Regions from separate parts of the Homo sapiens genome. Here region 2 is linked to region 1. A link is an interaction called in ENCODE POLR2A ChIA-PET data of the cell type or tissue named here. Cell type or tissue: endothelial cell of umbilical vein. All regions are shown on one strand. Each heading gives the region's core, and the rest is flanking DNA. Links, peaks and the distances in the headings are about the cores only.

Region 1 (3,104 bases), core at 132-2,631:
AGCTGGGACTACAGGTGCCTGCCACCACGCCCGTCTAATTTTTTGTATTTGTAGTAGAGACAGGGTTTCACCGTGTTAGCCAGGATGGTCTCAATCTCCTGACCTCGTGATCCGCCCGCCTCGGCCTCCCAAAGTGCTGGGATTACAGCTGGGATTACAGGTGTGAGCCACCACGCCCAGCCTCAGTGCCCAGTTATTTTAGATGATATAGATTAGAAAGATGTTTAATGGCTCATTTGTGGATTTTTTTGGTTTAAAATAATTTTATTTTTTATTTTTATTTTTATTTTGTTCCCCAGCCTGGTCTTGAACTCCTGGCCTCAAATCATTGTCCTGCTTCTGCCTCTGGAAGTGCTGGGATTATAGGCGCCAGCCATCATGCCTGGCTCTCATTTGTTCATTGAAGGGGTCGGATTAGATAACATTTCTACCAATTTTAAAATTATATAAATTGGATAAAGAAGGACTCCAAAGCAATATAGAAAAAGTATGAATTACTAAATGAAAAGCAAGCTATTACAACTTTGTAAAGTACACGAGTAACTGATATTAGATGATATATGAAGAGCTGGGCGCGGTGGCTCATGCCTGTAATCCCAGCACTTTGGGAGGCCGAGGTGAGTGGATCACCCGAGGTTGGGAGTTTAAGACCAGCCTGACCAACATGGAGAAACCCTGTCTCTACTAAAAATACAAAATTAGCTGGGTGTGGTGGCGCATGCCTATAATTCCAGCTACTTGGGAGGCTGAGGCTGGAGAATCACGGGAACCCAGAAGGCGGAGGTTGTGGTGAGCCAAGATTGTGCCATTGCGCTCCAGCCTGGGCAAGAAGAGCGAAACTCTATCTCAAAAAAAAAAAAAAAAAAAAGATCTATGAAGAAATGAAAATGGCAGTGTTGGGATTGTGAACAAATTTTGTTTTTTTCAAAAAATCTTTTGGGAAACTTAGTAATTCTTTTTTTTTTTGAAACAGAGTCTTGTTCTGTCACCAGTCTGGAGTGCAGTGACGTGATCTCCGCTCACTGCAACCTTCGCCTCCCTGGTTCAAGTGATTCTCCTGCCTCAGCTTCCCAAGTAGCTGGGACTAGAGGCAGACGCCACCACACCCAGCAGATTTTTGTATTTTTAGTAGAGACGAGGTTTCGCCATGTTGGCCAGGATGGTCTCGATCTCTTTTCCTCAGCATCCGCCCGCCTTGGCCTCCCAAAGTGCTGAGATTACAGGCGTGAGCCACTGCGCCCAGCCTGAAATTTAGTAATTCTTTAACTGACTTATTTTTGTTAAACTAAAGGGAACTTTAGTACAAGAATAGCCTTTGAGGCCTGAGGCCAGAACTGGGATAGACTGGTCAAGTTCTTAAAGAAAACGGTTGTAACTGGCAAAGTCAGGAGGGAAATGGAGAGTAATTAGTGCAGCAGTAATACTTGTGCCTTCAGGCTCAGGATGTAAGCATGATGCTGATAATAGCTAATCTGGAGTGCTTGCCATGTGCCTGGCACTTTGCCAAGCATTTTCCTTTCATTGACTGGTGAGTTCGCTCTACAATCCCATTCACTTACCTCTCTCTGGTAAGCCATGGTGCTAGCAATGGAATCAGAATCTGTCTGCCTAACCCTCACAAGTGTGTACACTTTACAGTGAGCCATTTATACCTGTCCGGCTGGCAAAACAGTCCACAACTGTCTCCTTAGTGGCTGGATCCCTGCTGGCTCTGCCCCGATGGAAATGCTTTTGCCTTCTCTGCTCAGTGATCACTTTAGAGCACTAGGACAGAACAGAGCCCAGCTTCGAGGGTGAAACCTGATGCTGAAGAATTCACAGCCACACATAGTGTGTCCTCTTATCCCAGCTCTGGGCCACTCACTACCTGCTTGTCCCTGTTCACTTTGTCCCATTGTTCCCAACACTACAAGTACATTTTTGTTTCATGAGCTGAGGGAGGAGGACACCTTATCTGAATGACTTTGGCCACCCCTTTAAACCTCTGAAGGTACAGCCTCGGACAAAGTCCACACTTGTCACACCCTTTTTGGCTGTTGTCTTTTCTCCTCTGTTTGTTTCCCCTCTCTTACTTCCAATCTATCAGGAGACTAAACTATTTCCCAGAAAGGCCTTTTTGAGTTTTTAGTATTATTATGTACCTGCCATTATTGCCTCATTTTAATTGTCAACTTGTATCTTGAGTTTATGGACTAAATCCAAAATGAGGAGCAAAATAGCTTTCTGGTAGATGTCATCTGATGATAGCATGACCATTTTACGAATTTGCCTAATTTGCTTCCTTGGAGCCAGTTCCCTTCCTGGGAACTCAGTGAAGCTCATGCCATCACAGAAAAGAGGTTGATCTTTATGTTTTCCAAGGGAAAAGATAAAGCCTTTAATGCTTGGTGTAGGAGTAAACCAGAGTTTTAAAATAGAATCTGTTTGATGTACCCCAATCAAATATTGTACACCCAACACCTACCTAGCCGTACACATCACCTACCTAGCCGTACACCTACCTAGCAGTACAGCCTGAAACAGCAAACTGATCATGGATATTTTTTCAATCAAAACATGCATTTTTTAGCTGGAACTGTGGCTCATGCCTGTAATCCCAGCTACTTGGGAGACTGAGGCACGAGAATCGCTTGAACCCAGGAGGTGGAGGTTACAGTGAGCTGAGATTGTACCACTGCACTCCAGCCTGGGCGACAAAGTTGAGGCTCTGTCCCCCAAAAATAAAATAAAATAAAATTTAAAAAATAAGCAAAATAGGCCGGGCATGGTGGCTCATGCCTGTAATCCCAGCACTTTGGGAGGCTGAGGCAGGTGGATCACCTGAGGTCAGGAGTTCAAGACCATCCTGGTCAACATGGCAAAACCCTGTCTCTACTAAAAATACAAAATTAGCTGGGCATGGTGGTGGGCGCCTGTAATCCCAGCTACTTGGGAGGCTGAGGCAGGAGAATCGCTTGAACACGAGAGGCAGAGGTTGCAGTGAGCCAAGATTGTGCCATTGCACTCCAGCCTGGGCAACGAGAGTGAAACCCCATCTCAGAAAAAAAGAAAAAAGTAAAAAAATAAATACAGTAAAAACATACATTTTCTTAGCCTCTAAGTCA
Region 2 (3,104 bases), core at 309-2,808, 500 kb after region 1:
AGCTTAACCAGAATGCCTTATTTACAAGGAAAACAATTGGATAATTCTAGTTGTTTAGATTTGATGATAACTTTCACATAACTAGGATGCAGAAATGATGAGTTTCCGATTCTCTATTTTCAAACTACAATATGAAGGAGATGAGATTAGTTCAGAATATCAGTTGACAGCATTTTTCTACCTTCTGATTACTCAGATTATTCTAAATGGAAAAAGTCTACTTCTTTTTCCCTTTTAAATCTGAAAAATAGACTTATGAAAACTTGTAAAAATGAAGCCCCTGTCAAGGGAGAGGAGTTAGCAAGAGAATTTTATCTTTACAGAATTTCTCTTTGCCACTTGTTTCAGGTTAATGGTAAGAGTTACCCGCAGGCTAAGTTGCTATTGGGACAGATGGGGGCATTGCATCCAGCCAATAGGCTAGCTGCTTATATCACAGGCAGGTTGCGACCCTCAGTCCTGGACCTCTCAACCCTCAGTACTGTCATCTCCAAGGTAGCATCCAATGCCAAGGTGGCTGCATCCAGGAAACCACGTACCCTGTTGCCTTCAACATCCAATTCCAAAATGGCATCCTCCTCTGGCACTGCAACAAATCGCCCTGGGAAGAATCTGAAGGCGTTTGTCCCAGCAAAACGGCCAATTGGTAAGTTGGGGTGTATGTATGGTTTGGAAAGGCCTATGACTTGGTGGTGGGACAGTGGGTACAGGTATGGAGGTTGTAAAAATTAGAGAAATATGTACTTTGGCATTATTCTTATTCTTGTTGTCTGTCTTGCCTGGACTTTTTTGATTGTTTGGGGTTAACGTCTGATAACCTGCAATATTAGATGAATTGAGTTGTTTTATAGTTAATTTCTTGGTTTTATATATATTTTTTATTTTTTAATAACACTGACTTGAAGGCAAGTTTTATAGTTATTTTTAAGGTTTTCAGACTGGTTGTTATTAATGTAGAAAAGACTTAAGGATTTTAATTTTGTTTCTAAAAAGGGAAGACATTTAAAAATAGTTTACTATTATACTAAATTATTTACTAAAATATTTTACTAAATTAAAAATAGTTTACTATTTTCCTGTGAGGACTGGTGTTTCTGGCCTCTTGTTGAACTCTTGCTGGTGCTATGTAAATGCTTCTGTTGATACTTCTTAAACTTATGAAACCAAGGAGCTAGCAAAAGCTAGTGGTGTAAGTAGTATAGGCTTAAAGTGGAAAGCTCCTATAAATACAATTTTGAAAGTGTTGATTTATTCCATTCATCTCTGTTCTATGAATGAAAATCTCTCTTTTCCTTAACATTTAAATGCTGAAGTCTGTAATAAATTACCTTCTTGAAACATTTGTGTTTTAGCATTGAGAGTATCTATAGTTGGTTTATTGAATTCCTCTTTTTGTTGTTTCAAATCTGTTAGGAATGTTAGGTAAGAGTGTCAGTTGAAATCTCTGGCTGAATGGTTAGAGTTGTGTGAAGATAGAAGATATTTATTGTTTGCCTTAAAACCTATTTTGGCCGGGCGCGGTGGCTCACTCCTGTAATTCCAGCACTTTGGGAGGCCGAGGCGGGTGGATCACGAGGTCAAGAGATAGAGACCATCCTGGCCAACATGGTGAAACCCCATCTCTACTAAAAATACAAAAATTAGCCGGGAGTGGTGGCATGCGCCTGTAGTCCCAGCTACTGGGGAGGCTGAGGCAGGAGAATCACTTGAACCCGGGAGGCAGAGGTTGCAGTAATCCGAAATCGTGCCACTGCACTCCAGCCTGGTGACAGAGTGAGACTCCATCTCCAAAAAAAAAAAAAAAAAAAAAAGAATCTATTTTACCTTTTATTAAGGCAGCTTCAGTTGTGATTAAGGGGAGTAAAAAAAGCAATCCTATCCTGATCTGTTTGGAGAAATGTCTTTATATATTTTAGGAATATGTAATACGTAAGCATCTCATAATAGCACAGCTGTAAAGAGGTGAGAGTGCTCAGACAGGAGGAAATGGTAGAAACAAGTTTTTACATTAGAAATTGGGGGAAACAAACCCTCTCATTTTCTTTTATCTGTATTAGGTGATGAAGTTTTTGCTACTGTATTGTCTTTTTAGTATCCTGACAGTTTGAATATATTGCACAGTCAAAAGAATTTTAGTAGGAACACTCTATTTAATTTTTTAATTTTTCTTTCAAGACAGAGTCTTGCTCTGTCTCCCAGGCTGGAGTGCAGTGGCACTATCTCATTTCACTGCAGCATCCACCTCCTGGGTTCAAACCATTCTCCTGCCTCAGCCTCCTGAGTAGCTGGGATTACAGGCACGTGCCACCATGCCCTGGTAATTTTTGTATTTTTAGTAGAGACGGGGTTTCACCGTGTTGGCCAGGCTGGTCTTGAACTCCTGACCTCGTGATCTGCCCACCTCGGCCTCCCAAAGTGCTGGGATTACAGGTGTGAGTCACTGTGTCTGGCCTGGAACACTCAATTTTAATCCCTTTCTTGTTAGAACTGAGGTTTGTTTTTGGTCAAGGCAAGCGTTTGATTTCTGAGAGTAGAAATAAGCTCAGATGCTGGGTGTGGTGGCTCACACCTGTAATCCTAGCACTTTGGGAGGCCCGAGGCAGGCAGATCACCTGATGTCGGGAGTTCAAGACCAGCCTGACCAACATGGAGAAACCTTGTCTCTACTAAAAATACAAAAATTAGCTGGGTTTGGTGGTATGTGCCTGTAATCCCAGCTACTCGGGAAGGCTGAGGCAGGAGAATTGCTTGAACCTGGGAGACAGAGGTTGCAGTGAGCCGAGATCGCGCCATTGCACTCTAGCCTGGGCAACAAGAAAGAAACTCCATCTTAAAAAAGAAAAAAAAGAAATTGGCACAAATAATACAGGTAGGTAGTACCTGTAAGAAATTGACCCAGTAGTGCACAGTAAATGTCGGTAAGCACAGTCACTAAGAGGATAAAATATGAGAACTGAAGATTTTTGACCTGCAAATTTCTGTTTGCAGCGGCTCGACCCTCTCCTGGTGGTGTGTTCACACAGTTTGTGATGAGTAAAGTTGGAGCCTTGCAGCAGAAGATACCTGGAGTTAGCACACCCCAAACCCTGGCAGGGACACAGAAG

The links. ChIA-PET counts read pairs that join two places held together with the same protein. Peaks named below come from ENCODE experiments on the same cell type or tissue, not always from the same donor. Only the 100,000 strongest peaks of a DNase experiment are listed, where the experiment ranks them.
Region 2: POLR2A ChIA-PET joins it to region 1 with 6 read pairs; 2 of 35 experiments call an interaction of 5 or more read pairs at or near these places.

What each region holds. Positions count from the first base shown.
Region 1 is chr15:41,239,906-41,243,009 of GRCh38, forward strand. The region is part of intron 1 of CHP1 (calcineurin like EF-hand protein 1); the gene reads left to right. Among named protein-coding and RNA genes, the nearest start is that of CHP1, 10 kb to the left of the region's middle. In endothelial cell of umbilical vein, for the core only: no CTCF peak of the experiment used is centred there; a DNase peak (open chromatin) is centred at 1,486.
Region 2 is chr15:41,739,558-41,742,661 of GRCh38, forward strand. It overlaps MGA (MAX dimerization protein MGA), which reads left to right. Exons shown (of 24, transcript NM_001400225.1): 14 at 349-646; 15 at 2,989-3,104. Among named protein-coding and RNA genes, the nearest start is that of MAPKBP1, 33 kb to the right of the region's middle. In endothelial cell of umbilical vein, for the core only: no CTCF peak of the experiment used is centred there; no DNase peak of the experiment used is centred there.